Linked DNA regions of Mus musculus: region 1 is linked to region 2. The links are chromatin contacts, found by Hi-C in ENCODE. All regions are on one chromosome and are shown on one strand. The core of a region is the stretch at or near the end of the contact, and the rest is flanking DNA. Distances in the headings are between cores, read along the strand shown.

The links. A loop is a pair of places that touch in the nucleus more often than their neighbours do.
Region 1: a loop to region 2 is called in a map of T-helper 1 cell, with 27 times the contacts of the local background. The contact joins the promoter of Taco1os here to the promoter of Slc5a10 in region 2. A Hi-C loop is called at or near these places in 2 of 37 maps with a recorded cell type or tissue (T-helper 1 cell and T-helper 17 cell).

The regions. Positions count from the first base shown.
Region 1 is chr11:106,064,677-106,071,520 of GRCm38, reverse strand. It overlaps Taco1os (a long non-coding RNA gene), which reads left to right and starts at 5,480. Exons shown (of 3, transcript XR_003949781.1): 1 at 5,480-5,639; 2 at 6,225-6,844. Taco1 (translational activator of mitochondrially encoded cytochrome c oxidase I) reads right to left here and starts at 5,430. Exons shown (of 5, transcript NM_027346.2): 1 at 5,003-5,430; 2 at 1,909-2,015. The coding sequence starts at 5,273.
Region 2 is chr11:61,715,252-61,722,588 of GRCm38, reverse strand. Slc5a10 (solute carrier family 5 (sodium/glucose cotransporter), member 10) reads left to right here and starts at 2,604. Exons shown (of 15, transcript NM_001382268.1): 1 at 2,604-2,747; 2 at 6,273-6,344; 3 at 6,807-6,911; 4 at 7,266-7,325. The coding sequence starts at 2,637.

The DNA.
Region 1 (6,844 bases), core at 4,231-6,730, about 44 Mb before region 2:
ACTTTTTCTTTCTTTCTTTCTTGTTTTGTTTTTCTCTGTGTAGCCTGGGCTGTCCTGGAACTACTCTGTAGAACAGGTTGGCCTCGAACTCAAAGATCCACCACCTCTGCCTCCCAAACGTTGAGATTAAAGACTTTTTTTTAAATTTGTTTATTTTTAATTATGTTTATATGTGTATGTACATTTGAATAACAGTGCCTATGGAGACAAGAAGTGTCAGATCCTTTGAAGCTAAAGTTATAGGTGTCTGTGAGCCACCTGATGTGGGTTCTGGGAGTTGAACTTGGGTCCACTGGAAGAACAATAAGCACTCTTAACCACCGAGCCATCTCTGTAGTCCCTGGTCACTCCTATCTTTGTTCATCTTCCTATATTCCACTCCATGTGAAACCTACTTAGGAAATCTCAATGCCCCTGCTGAATGCTGCTATAGAAACACCACATATGTAGGACTTGTCATGGCAGCCACTGAACCTAGCTCTGTAGCTAAATTCAAACACTCCCCACCTAGTTACCAATTTCCTCTGGACTCCCTAGACCTTCATCCCCTGCCCATGCCACTACTCTTTCTGAGTGCCTTGGCCTGAATCTTCCAAGGGCCTTTCAATTGATGACCTTCCCATCCATTTTCACAGATGAAATCCAAGTTTCTTACTGAGTTCTGGGGTCTGGCCGCTTGGATTGAGGTCTGTCGTTTTTTGCATGAGCTAAAACAAGTCAAACCTTTCTGTGCCTTAGTTTCCACTTTAGGTCACCTGCAGGAGTCCCTGAGATCCTGCATGCAGTGTTTTTACTAAAGGACTTGGTCTGGAACAAGTCCCAATAACTGCCAGCTCTATGACAATGACTCTGGAGAGTGATGAAATGCCTCTATCGGCTCAGCACTTTGTGAGGCTGAGGTAGGAGGATCAGGAGTTCCATGCTAGCCTGGGCTAAACACACACACACACACACACACACTCACACACTCACATACACACACTCACACAAACACACACACTCACACATACACACACACACACACTCACACACACACACTCACACATACACACACACACACTCACACATACACACACACACTCACACATACACACACACACTCACACACTCACACTCATACACACACACATACACACACTCACACTCATACACACACACATACACACACTCACACACACACATACACACACACACACACATACACACACACACACACACACACACACTATTTCAAATTAAAACAACAAGAAGATACTCTTAACTCGTCAAATTCCTAGCTATTCCGGAGAAAGACGTGTTGGAGGCCAACACCTCCCACTGTCATCATTGCCCTTAACCTCTCTTTTCACTGGCTTTCCTTCTTTAGACATAAACATTTGAAAAGAAAAACAATCCCTATTCCAACCTAATGTCAGGGCTTTCCCCAGTCTTACCTGTTCTTTCTACTCTAATGCAGCTCTCCACTGTATAGGTCTCCATGCTGTCTACCTAGCCTATCCTGGTCATGGGCCTCCAGCCCACCAGTTTTCAACCTGTGGGTCTAAACCCCCTTGCAGGGGCAAATGACCCTTTCACAGGGCTTGCCTAAGAACATCAGAAAATACAGATATTTACATGACAATTCATACCAGTAGCAAAATTACAGTTATAAAGTAGTAACGAGATAAGTTTATGGTTGGGGGGGGGGGTCCCCAACACGTGAGGAACTGTATGAAAGGGTCACAGAGTTAGCAAGGTTGAGAACCACTACTCTAACTAAAGGCCAAGGGTAGAGAATCCCCAAAGGTCTCTGGGTTGAACTTGTCAGCCATGTTCCTACCCTTCCCCCCTGACAATTTAAGGAGTCTGTGGTGGCTTTCCAAACATATACTCTCTGGGGGCTGTGGTGAATAATGTCTAAGGACACACCTCTGTCTTCAGTGCTGACTCGATGGTTGACTTGGGCATATTCTTGCTGCGACACAACTCTAAGATGTTGGCCAGGCTGCTGTTGTTCTCAGGGTTAGGGCCTCCCTCTGGATAAGGAGAGAAGAATGATCAAAAGCCTCTCACCACAGTATAGGAGAAACAAGTGGTTTCCACCCTCTCCAACCCCAAAGCAATGAGAAATGACTCTTTGTCAGAATACTAACATTATAATGAGGTGTGTAAAGTCCTGGCTGTCAACTCACTTTGTAGACCAGGCTGGCCTCGAACTCAGAAGTCCGCCTGCCTCTGCCTCCCAAGTGCTGGGATTAAAGGTGTGTGCCACCACAGCCTGGCAGAGGACAAAAGTATCAGAATTTGATCCCTAGATCCCACATATAAGAAAATGCCAGCACCAGTTTATAATCCCAGAACCAGGCAGGCAGATACAGATCCTGTGACCACTAGCCAGCTAGGCTGTCTATTTGGTAAACTCTAGGCTAGAAAGAGCCCTGAATTAAAAATAAAAAAGCCAGAGAGATGGTGGTAAAATTGCCTAATGTGCAAGCCTAGTGACCTAAGGTCTATCCCTACAATCTACTCATAGGAGGAAGGAGAGAATCAGCTTCAGAAAGTTGTCCTCTGCCAGGCTGTGGTGGTGCACGCCTTTAATCCCAGCACTTGGGAGGCAGAGGCAGGCGGACTTCTGAGTTCGAGGCCAGCCTGGTCTACAAAGTGAGTTGACAGCCAGGACTACACAGAGAAACCCTATCTCGAAAACAAAACAAAACAAAAATAAAGTTGTCCTCTGATTTCCATGTGTGCTGTGGCTGGCACAACACACACACACACACACACACACACACACACACACACACAGTATTTAATCTAGATAAGCATATTGGCGCACACCCGTAACCCCACCACTCCAGAGGCTCAGCATGTGAACTACATAATGAGTTCTGGGTCCGTTTCAGTTAAGAGTGAGATTCTGGCTGGACATGGTGCTGAACACCTTCAAACCCTGCACTCAGGAGGCAGAGGCAGATTCCAGGTCAGCCAGGGCTACATTGAGAAACCATGATTCAAAACAAACAAACAAACAAACAAACAAAAAAAAAAAAGAGTGAGACTCTGTCATAAACAAACAAACAAACAAACAAACAAACAGAAAGTACTTGATTTAGTGATTCTATTGGAATAAGGAGAACTATTTTAGGGAAGAAGTTTCTTTATTGGTGGGTACAGGCGATGGAATTCAAGGCCTCATCCATGCTGAACACTGGGCTTTATGCCTGGGCTAGAAACCCAACCTGGATAAGAAGTTCCTAATTCAGTCTGTCTTGAGGGATAGTTATCATGTTGCAGGGTTTCAGCAAACTCCATTTCTGTCAGCTGAAACAGTTGAGTGTTAAGATACTTGCTCTTACTGTCTGAGTTAATGCACTCCCTGAAGTGCTCACATAGGACTGGGCTCAGCCTCTGTTCAGCCTCTGGGGGAGGGGGACTATACAGGATGTTCTCTGTAGTATCCCCTCCTGGGTCAAAAATAATGTTGGTTAAATCAAAACTTCCTTAGAAAAGGAAGCAAAGAGAAGCATCAGACACAAGTTGTAGGGATAAATTAACATTAGCTTATTGCCTTTTGCATGCCGCAAGCCACCTCAAAGTGGGTATTGTCCTTGCTTTACAGAAAATTAAAATTCAGTAGTTAAGCCACGGGTTGAAGGGCATTGAATCAACCTAGCCAATACATCGTTCACATCTTCCTAACTCCAGGTCCACACTTTTCATAGGATTTTCCCCCCTCTACTTCTACCAGCCTGACACCGAAGTGAGAATCACTGAAGCGACGCATGGTTCCAAAACTGACTTTCCAAGGAAATGTCTTAGGAGCTCTGATGAGGGAAAAGGAAGCGAGAAATGGCTTGTCTCAGCATGCCTGTCCCAACCTTCAGTGGTAGTAGAAGCAGCTGCAGAGCGCATGGTTAGTCCCTTCAAGAAAGGCACTTTCTTTCTCTTTCTTCCTTACAAGACCTGCTCATGTGCTTGCATGCATGATGCATGCAGTGCCTGAGGAGGCCAGAAGAGAACATTGGGTACCTTGGAACTGAAGTTTAAGGTAGTTGTTAGATGTCACATGGGTGCTGGGAAACAAACCCAGGTCCTCTGCAAGAGCAGCAAGTGCTTTTAACCGCCCAGCCATCTCTCCAAGCCCTGACTTGACTCTTTATGCTTTATTTTTTCCTTTTCCCTCTTCCAGTCATTTTATTTGATAAATATCTTTAACTTTTTAAATCGATTCTTTGTGAATTTCGCATCATGCACCCCAATCTCACACTGATCCTGTCATCCCTCCAGATCCATCCTCTCCACGCTTGCAGTCTCCCTCCCCTAAACAAAACCAAACCAAACCCATCCCTGATGTAGAAGCAGAAGCTGCGGTGTTGTGGAGTGTCACACTGGATATTCTTTTGTCCAAACAGCTTCACTTGCAAATGTCCATTGCCATGAATTATTGGTCTGGTTCGAGGCCTCCGGCTTCTGCCACACTTTCTTTTTTTGTTTTTTGTTTTTGTTTGTTTGTTTTTTGTTTTTTGTTTTTCGAGACAGGGTTTCTCTGTGTAGCCCTGGCTGTCCTGGAACTCACTTTGTAGACCAGGCTGGCCTCGAACTCAGAAATCCGCCTGCCTCTGCCTCCTGAGTGCTGGGATTAAAGGCATGCGCCACCTCGCCCGGCAAAATAAAACAAAGGTTCGGGAGCGGAAAAAGACCGGAACGACACGGGAACCCGCGACCGGCACCGACAGAACCAACTCGCGGAAATCGGGCAAGCCGGCCGCGCTGCCACACTTTCTTAAGGCGTATTTCTATGAAGTACCTTCTAACTATACCCTTAGATGAAGTCATTTTTATCTAAGGGCGGGTCTCTGAAGGTCTTTGAAAAGGAAAACAGGTATATCCAGTGTAAGTAAGTGCTTTGAGGGTTATGAGTAGGACAATTATGACAACTGGGGGTTGGGGGGACGGTCCTAAATGAAGCCTTAGGCACCTAAAGAGCTTCAGTGACCAGCAGTGAGGACTACCAGGTTCTCACCTTTAACCGCCAGGCGGATACTGAGAGTGAGTTTAGAGAAGATTCGACTCCTTTCCATGTCCTTGGGGCCCTTGATGTGCCGGACTTTAGACCACTTATTGTGTCCCGCCGAGGCCGTCGCGCTGACATGCAGCGTCCTGTGTGGCGCTGCACCACAGCCGGGGTTTGCATGCTGGGAGGCGCCCCAAGGACCCACGCGGAACCCGAGGCATCGCACACGAAAGCACGGGACAGCGGTCATTCTCAGGCTGGCGGCAGCCCAAGACATCATCTGCTTCGACAAGGGGCTGCGCGGTGCAAAGATGAGCAGCTAAAATCAGCCCGTCTAGTCCGGCCCCGGAACAACCCGGTCTGGACGTTCAGACCGCTGCTACAGCTCTCCAGAAACTCAGAGGTTCGGCTCTTCCTGACGCTGCACTGCCTTGAGTGACCGCGAAGGAGCCGGGCGCGGGGACCCTAAATGGTGCAGTACACTTCCTTTGCCCGGTCCGCCGCAAAAAGACGTTCCCGGATTCTGCAAAGTTGGTTCCGCTGCCTCGCGGTACTCGTTCCAACCCCGCCCCTGCCAGGAGTGACGCAACCCTTCTTTGCTCCCGGTTGCTTGGAAACGACAGATCACCTTCCCGGAGAGATTCAGGTGACTGACTTTCCTTCCTAACTGAGCAAGTCCAGAATAAGAATTGTTTGGTTGAAAAAGAAATATGTAGTTCAGTCGGTTCATTTTACAGATAAAGAAACCGCCGCCAAGGTTGCCTGTTTAAAAAAAGGAAGCAATAAACAAAAAAGTACTAAATGCTGGGCGTGGCAGGCCATGTCTGTGATTCCAGCACTTAAGAGGCGAAGGAAACCTTAGGACTTTGTCTCAAAAAAAAAAAAAAAGCAAAAACTTTAATTAAAACAAACAACGACAAAAAAAAAAAAAAAAAACAACCAAACAAAATAAGCCACTACCCCACCAGCCGACGAGAAGCGATTTGCCCAGTCATTTAAAACTTTCTGATTTAGATTTCATTTCTGTAAACAAGGATGGCATTGCCTGTTTTGCCAACCCATACTGGACAAAAGATCGGGCCAGCCTTTGAGTCAAACTGCTATCTTCGTTTTCCATCTGTTGTTTTAAAATTAGTTTAAGTATTTTTAATATATGTGTATGGTTGTTTTGACTGCATGTATGTCTGTGCGCTACATGTGTGCCTGGTGTTCTCAGATATTTATTTTACAGATAAAGAAACCGCCGCCAAGGTTGACATCAAGATAGCCTGGAACTGATGGTTGTGAGCTGTCACATGGAGAATCGAAATTGAACCTGGGTCCTCTGGAAGGGCAACCAATATCCTTAACTGCTGAGCTATTTCTCCAGCCCCTTCCACCATCGGTTCTCTTGGCAGAGAAAACAAGAGAAAAAGGACACTATGGAAAAATAAAGAAAAAATAATGTAGCAGCTGCTTGAAACTCTTTAAGAGCTCTCTAGGGGGGGGGTGAATTAAGTCTCAAGAGCGTAACACATTTAAAAAAGCAGGTCAGTGTGAAGGCAGTTTGAAGTCTTGCTCTCTAAAGTTAGGCTGGATGAATTCAAAGTGTGTTTCTGCCATTTAGTAGTGCAACCTTGGGCAAGTTCTTTACTTTCTGTTTCCTTCTACAATGGCCTTGAATAAGCAGGATGAGGGGAAGGGCACGGACACAGATTTTATATTATTTTTTAAAAGATTTATTTTATTATTATACATAAGTACACTGTAGCTGTCTTCAGACACACCAGAAGGCATCAGATCTCATTACTGATGGTTGTGAGCCACCATGTGGTTGCTGGGATATGAACTCAGGACCTTTGGAAGAGCAGT
Region 2 (7,337 bases), core at 1,355-3,854:
GACCCAGGACACTTAAGAGAGAAAAATCCTTCAGAGGTCTCCCTAACAAAAGCTGTAGCTGCTTCCAGCTTGGAGGAAACTGACTAGGACACCCTCCTCATTCACGTTAGGTGAGGCCCTGTTGAGAAGGAGCCTGGTTAACAAGGTCAAAATTCCCAGCCCCTCTCTGAGATGACTCAGAAGAAGCTGCTCTCTGGTCTGGACTCTCTAATGGAGCTGCTCTTCCTTGTCACCTCCCTCCCACGTGAATATGCTCCCCTCTGCGGTGCGTTCCAGAAGTCACTCCTGGCCTGCCACAGCCTTTGACCTGGTTATGTTTGTCAATTTCACGCTTGGTGGGTACCAGTCCTCTGTGCCAGTTACACATTTGTCTTGCTCGGGTCCCAACCCCCACACAGATGACTGACTCATCCAGAAAGTGGTTCTCATGAGTAAGGGGAATTTCTCTTTGGATGGATGGATGGATGGATGGATGGATGGATGGATGGATGGATGGTTCTATAGTTTGAACACATCCCCAAACCTCATTTATTGGGAACTAAAACTACAGAGTCAGGTGGAGACGTTAAGAAGTGATTAGGGTAAGATTACCTGGTCAACAGCTTGTATAGCTCAAGGGGGGGGTCTGTTTTCAAAGGCTGGCTATAATCTCTTGGATGCGTGCCTCTCTTCCCTGCTTCTGGAGTCTTAGGGTTGCCCACTCTATATGTGTCCCTCTGACCAGTTCCCAGAGCAATGCAGCATCTTTATTCTTCACAAACTTCCTCATCTGTGGTATTCAGTTATCGTGACAGAAAATGGACTGAGAGGCAGATAGCTCCTCAACAAGGAAGGGAAGTCCTCATCTTTCTTGGGCTGAGTTGACCAGAAGGGCTGTGTCCTTTTTCATGTGTGTAAATGTGGGTATGGCTGGGCACAGGGGCAGAGGTGTCATTTCTCCTGTGCTTGAATTCTTCAGTGAAGAACAAGCAAATCCATTTTCTTTTGAAAATTGTCTTTGATTAGAGACAGGCAAGGCTGTCTGCCAGTACCTTCCATCCTGCCGAGGAGGGGTGCCAATGGTTATTGGTTCAGCCACTCATAGTGATGAGACAGACTCAGTGATTTAGTCCCTGTTTGACCAAAGCAACTCTTCTACAGGAAGACATTTAACCGGGGCTTGCTACAGTTTCAGAGGGTCAGAACCATTATCATCATGTCAGGGAATAAGGCAGCAAGCATGGCACTGGAGCAGCAATTGAGAGCTACATCCTGATCCAAAAGGAGAAGGAGAAGAGACTGGGCCTAGCATGGGCTTTTGAAATCTCAGCGATATATTTCCCCTGATAAGACCACACCTAATCCTTTTAATCTTTTCAAATAATTCCATTCCTTAGTGACTGAACATTCGGATATATGAGCCTATGGGGGGGCATTCTTATTCAAACCACCACACTCAATAAATCTGTATGTTACCCTATGGATCTTTCAGATTGGGGAAAGTAGGTATTTGGGTCACAGATACTGCAGGCAATCGCTTGCACTGAGGTCAGCTTGCAGTAGAGTGGAGACAGAGCCATTTAAGCCTGCTGAATCCTGTGTTCAGTGGAAACTCAGATTTCCTGTCTTGATCTTGTCCTACACAGAAGAGTTGACCTTTAGTCTCTGCTCAGTAGTTTAGTTGCTAAGTAGCAGGCTAGGTGAGACTGAATGCCGTGTGAGCAGATGCTCACTCATTAACACTTTTGGAAGGGTTTCGTGTAAAGTTAAACTCCAAACACTCCACAGAGCACGAGCCAAGCTACTGAGCAGAGCATGATGCAGCTGCTGAGCACTAATGTCCCTGGTGCCTGGGTGGCAGGCCTTGGTGGAATTTCAGTGAAACCAGAGCCACCACTGCCATCATACTGAGAGCCAGGTCTACATCTACAGAGGACTTAGCTCTACCCTTGAATGGGTGGGGACAGACAACTTAGCCTTCAGCCTCTGTTCCTTGACTAGACTAAGATATCACCTACACTGTGTGGTGAGTTTGCTTGTGACATAGGAGTAGCTACAGGATGGGAAGAAGTCCTTGGTATTTGACAGGTACTGACCCAGGCTGGGTAAATGGATGGCCGAGTGGTAGGGTCAGGTCTGTCTTGCTTTCTAGAACAGTAGAGATAATGGCGACAGGACTTAGGGCCTGGCATAGGGACTCTCCTGGCATTGCCAGGAGCCACCATCTTGAGTTTAGATCAGCCTGCTGACTCCAGAAGCAAGCCTGTCCCTCAGGGAGATGTCTTTAGAGGTAAGGCAGCCATTCTACTGCTCCACGCTCAAGTAAACGAAGTCTAGGTGACGCTAAATGGGGCATTGGCATCTCACTCAGAGCTGTGCCCTTCCTTTTCCAACCCACTCAGAGTTTAAGAAGGTTCCTTTCCTCTGCCTGCACTCCTCCCAGAGTACCCGAGTCCCTGCCCTCTGGGATTCACCTACCCCTGCAGAGCAAAAGGAGACCTATCTGTGCTTTGAAGCATTCCCCAGGCACGAGGCCACACTGTGGGCTGCAGATGTCATTTCTCACTTGGTTTAATGATCAATTAATTCCGTTCAGAAAGCCCTTCATCACCTCACTTCTCCTCAGTCCCTGGGCTCGGCACGGCGCTTGCTGCAGGATGGCTGGCAATTCCACTGGGGATGCCCATGTTCCAGGATCCCAGCTGAGTGTCACGGACATTATTGTCATCTCTGTCTATTTTGCCTTGAATGTGGCCGTGGGCATATGGGTAAGAACCTGCAGTGGCCCACTGGGCTCTCGGGCATAACTGGGGCCAGCACATTCCTGGGTATCTGTATGGGTCTTATTTGGTGGTCTGCTGCCTGAACACTAGAATTATGGTGATTCCCTAGCTGTGCCCAGAATCCAGAAAGGGGGAGGGGGGTGTTCAGGGCTTGGAAGCTGCTGATCGTCCTGCCCTGCTCAGTAACTGCTGAACTCAGCTTCTCTCTGGAGAACACAGACGGGCTATTCGAGCCAGCAGAAGATCCACTGACAGCAGACACCTGCTGTGTAGTTGTCAGGCCCTCCCCTGTGTCCCATCTACCCCACACCCAACCTCTGGGAAGGCCAGGCTTGCATTACCAAGGGGACTTACCCAGGGGTCCACAGACTGGAAATGTGCCCCCCTTGCTGTCATTTCAATGCCAATCTTTTGGGTGCTCCTAAGTGGGAGGCAGTGCAGCAATCCAGCCTCATCCACCTCACGGGGCCATGTTTAGGACAGTTCCCTGCCTCGGCCTTGGAAGCCTGACGTTCTCCGTAGGAGACCCGCTATCCCTTTCTTTCCTCCTATAAGTCCTGTTCCAAGACAAGAGCCTGGGGAATGGGAGAGCAGACATGTTCACTCAGTATTGTAGGGTAGGGACGGCACCTACTTCACAGGGTGAGGTCTACCAAAGAGACCTGGTGAAGACAGGACCCTGCTGCCACCGTTGGATCTATAGAAATGGTCGTACCAGTAGGACTGTAGTGGCTAGTGATATGGACATAGTGTTGATGCTGCTGCTGTTGCTGCTGCTGGTGGTGGTAGTGGTGGTGGTGGTGGTGGCAGATAAACGACTTATGGCCATCATCAGAGCTAGGTTCTCCTCTTACCCCAGCTCTGCTCCTTTTTTTTTTTTTTTTTGGTTTGGTTTTATTTTAATTTTCATATGAGTGGATGTTGCTTGCGTCTGCGTGTATGTCTGTGCACCATGTGCATACCTGCTTGATGTCCAAAGAGGCCAGAAGAGTGTCAGATCCTCCGGAACTGGTGTTATAGATGCTCGTGAGCCAATACATAGATGCTAGGGATTGAATCCAGATCTTTGGATCGAGCAGTCAATGCTCTTAACCACTGAACCCCATGGTGTGTGCGTGTGCGCGTGTGTGTGTGTGGTGTGAATGCATGTGCGTGCAGTGTGTGTGGTACATGAGTGTGTTTGTGTGTGGTATGTGTGGAGTGGTGTGTGTGGTGTAGTATGTGGTATATGTGGAGTGCTGTGTGTGTGTGTGTGTGTGTGTGTGTGTGTTTGTGTGTGTGTGTGTGTGTGTATTTTACAAAGTGATATTTAACAGCCCTGTCTTTGATGGCATTTACCAACCACATGCTATAACCCTCTGTCACATTTTACTAATTCTCATAATACTTCTAATTTTCTTATCAATAATATACTATCTGTAACCTTCTATATTATCAATATACTAAATTATATGGACAGGCCATGTCCATATATGACAGGGAGCTTGTGTTCCCTCTGTCCACTGCAGGGACGTTCCTGGTGCCTCTCCTCCTGTCAGGCCTCCCTATTTCCTGAGACACAGGGCTGAAATGAGGCTGATTAGTAGCCCACCATGGCCTGTTAGTGTTCCAGAGAACACAAGAGCTGCCAATTTCTTGCTCCGAATCAAAGGCTAGAAATGATTAAGCTCCGTGGGGAAAACTATAGACACAAGGAACTGCTCCTGACTGAGAGTCGATGTGACTCTAGTGAGCTGAGGCATGCAGGGAAAGCAGTCTCTTTCTGGCGAGATCAAACTCATCCAGCCTTGCCTTGAGCCAGCAAAGCCCACCTCCTGCAGAGCCTCCTGCAGCCCCTAGCAGTTGCCCTCAGCAGCCTTCTAGGGACAGGCTGGAAGATAGCTTGGTAGGTAAAGAACATGAGGACCTGGGTTCAAACACCCAGAACCCGGCCTGGCAGTGGTGGTGCACACCTTTGAGATCAGCACTCTGGAAACAGAGGCAGGCAGATCTCTTGAGTTCAAGGCCAGCTTGGTCTACAGAGTGAGTTCCAGGACATCCAGGGCTACCCAGAGAAACTCTGAGTCAAAAACAAAACAAAACAAACAAACAACAAAAAACAGAACCTGTTCAACCCATGTACCCATGAGACCAGTGCTTCCATGGCAAGGAAATGGGAGGCAAGTAGGAGAATTCCAGAAGTCCACAGGCCTGCCAGTTACTGGTGTGTGCAATGCTGAACAGCAAGAGATCCTGTCTCAGACAAAGTGGGAGATGAGAACTGACACCAGGCCTTGTCCTCTGACCTACACACACGCACATGCACACACACACACACACACACACACACACACACACACACACACACATTAAAAAAATGAGAGGCATGTGACCAGGAAGATGCAGCAGCAGATCTGAATGGTGAGTTTGGACTACATGTTCCAAGTAATGATAACTGTACGGGATTCTGATGCTGAAGGATTGATGCAAGGTGGACCTGTTAAAGAAACAAGGGACAAAGAGGACTGTTTTAGAGTACACTCGGTCCTATCAGGCCAGGCTGAGTCAAAATGGTGTCAATCATAGGGCTAGAAAGAAGGCCCAGTGGGTAAGAGCACTGGCTGCTCTTCCATGAGACCTGGGTTCAACTCCCAGCCACATGGTGGATGACAACCGTCTACAGCTCCAGTTCCAGAGGACCTGACACCATCTTCTGGGTTCTGATGGCCCCAGACAGGAACATGGTGCAAGACACACATACAGGCAAAAAACACCTACACACATAAAATAACAATAGCAATTCTAAAAAGCAAAGTGGAGACAGTCACACTGACGTTCCACTTCCCCAGTGTGAAAACAGCTTCTTCCATGACGCTCCAAAGTATCAGAAGGAAGAGGCTCTGCTGCCTGTGAAATAGGCCAGTTTCCATCTGAATGGTAGATACAGTTTCCCCTGCTTTGTCCCTTGCACCAAAAACGTAAAGGATCCCAAGGTTCCTGCTCCTGCCCTGCCTTGAAAGGACAGTCACCCTGGAGTTGACAACTTAGAGGTTTTGTTGCCTTTTTTGTTGCTGTTGTTGTTGTTGTTGTTGTTTGTTTTTGTTTTTAGCCATCTGTAAAACCAACCCCTCTTGCTTGACCAATAGGAATTCTGCCTTAGGAAAGCAATACAGCCCAACTCTGAAACAGGAAATAAACTGGAGGCAGGTTAACTGTATATTTTCCTGGCTGAATAATATTCCATTGTGTGGATATGCCTGTTTTGTTTCTTCATCAGTTGCTGGACTTTGAGTTGTTACTACTTTGGGCTATTTTGGAAAATGCTATTTGTGAATATTCTCTCTCTCTCTCTCTCTCTCTGTGTGTGTGTGTGTGTGTGTGTGTGTGTGTGTGTGTGTGTGTGTGTTCATGTTTTCTCTTTGCGGGTCACATGCATTGCAATGCTCAGAGTACACAGGGACTGTCAGGCATTTGCCAGAGGCAGAAGCATCTTCCATTCAATGCACTTCCTGCCTTTTTCTTTTTCTGCAGTCGGCTTGTCGAGCCAACAAGAACACAGTGAGCGGCTACTTCCTGGCGGGCCGGGACATGGCTTGGTGGCCGGTGAGTTCACCCACCTTCTAGCCTCTCCTTTGTCCACAGGCTGACTTCATCAGGATCTGTATCCCTGAGGACTCTTTATGTCCCCCCAAGGTCTCTTTATGTGCTTCAATCAAGGTCCCTGTCTAATACCACCAGCCCAATGGGATAAGCCTGGGCTGGAAGAGACCCCCAAGTTGCCTGTGTAGGGACAAACTGCTATAAGTTCTGTAAAGGGCTTTGGAGTCTGAAAAACTCTGGGGTTTTTTGTTTGTTTGTTTTTTGTTTGTTTGTGCGTTTTTGGTTTTTATTTTGGCCTTGTGGCTTACCTATGGGTACCCCAACTTGTACACCTGAGCCTGGGATCCTTATATGTGAACAGGGTATGTTCTCCTTTTAGACCTGCCAGGTTGGAGGAGGTGTTTCTGGTCTAGGTGGAGCTGATGTAATGGGCTCACAGTGATCACTTTTTCTTCCCCCCTGCAGATCGGAGCCTCACTCTTTGCAAGCAGCGAGGGCTCTGGCCTCTTCGTAGGATTGGCCGGCTCGGGTGCTGCCGGAGGCCTGGCTGTGGCTGGCTTTGAGTGGAATGTGAGCCTTGGAGAATGGGCACAGCCCGTGGGAGGGCTGAGGTAGAGGGTGAAGCCACACTCACTGGTCCCTGGATGAGGGGGCTCCCAGCAGTGTGTATCAGTCAGGGCCTGCCAGACTGTGGCACGCAGTATGCCACAGACAGCTGGTCTGTAGATACAGAAGGCTGGGCAGCCCGGCAGTCCAGAGACATCCGTAAGAAGCTCCTAGCTTCTCACAGCAAAGCAGGAGGGGCGTGTGTGTGTGGGGGGGGGGTAGCCTCAGCACTACTCCTCTCTGCCACATCTGGCTGTGTGCCAGGGCAGGGCTATTGAGTGCTGAGCCCACAACCCTCCCATGCCTCTGTCCTCACAGGCCACATATGTGCTTTTGGCTCTGGCATGGGTGTTTGTACCCATCTACATATCTTCAGAGGTGAGTCTCTTC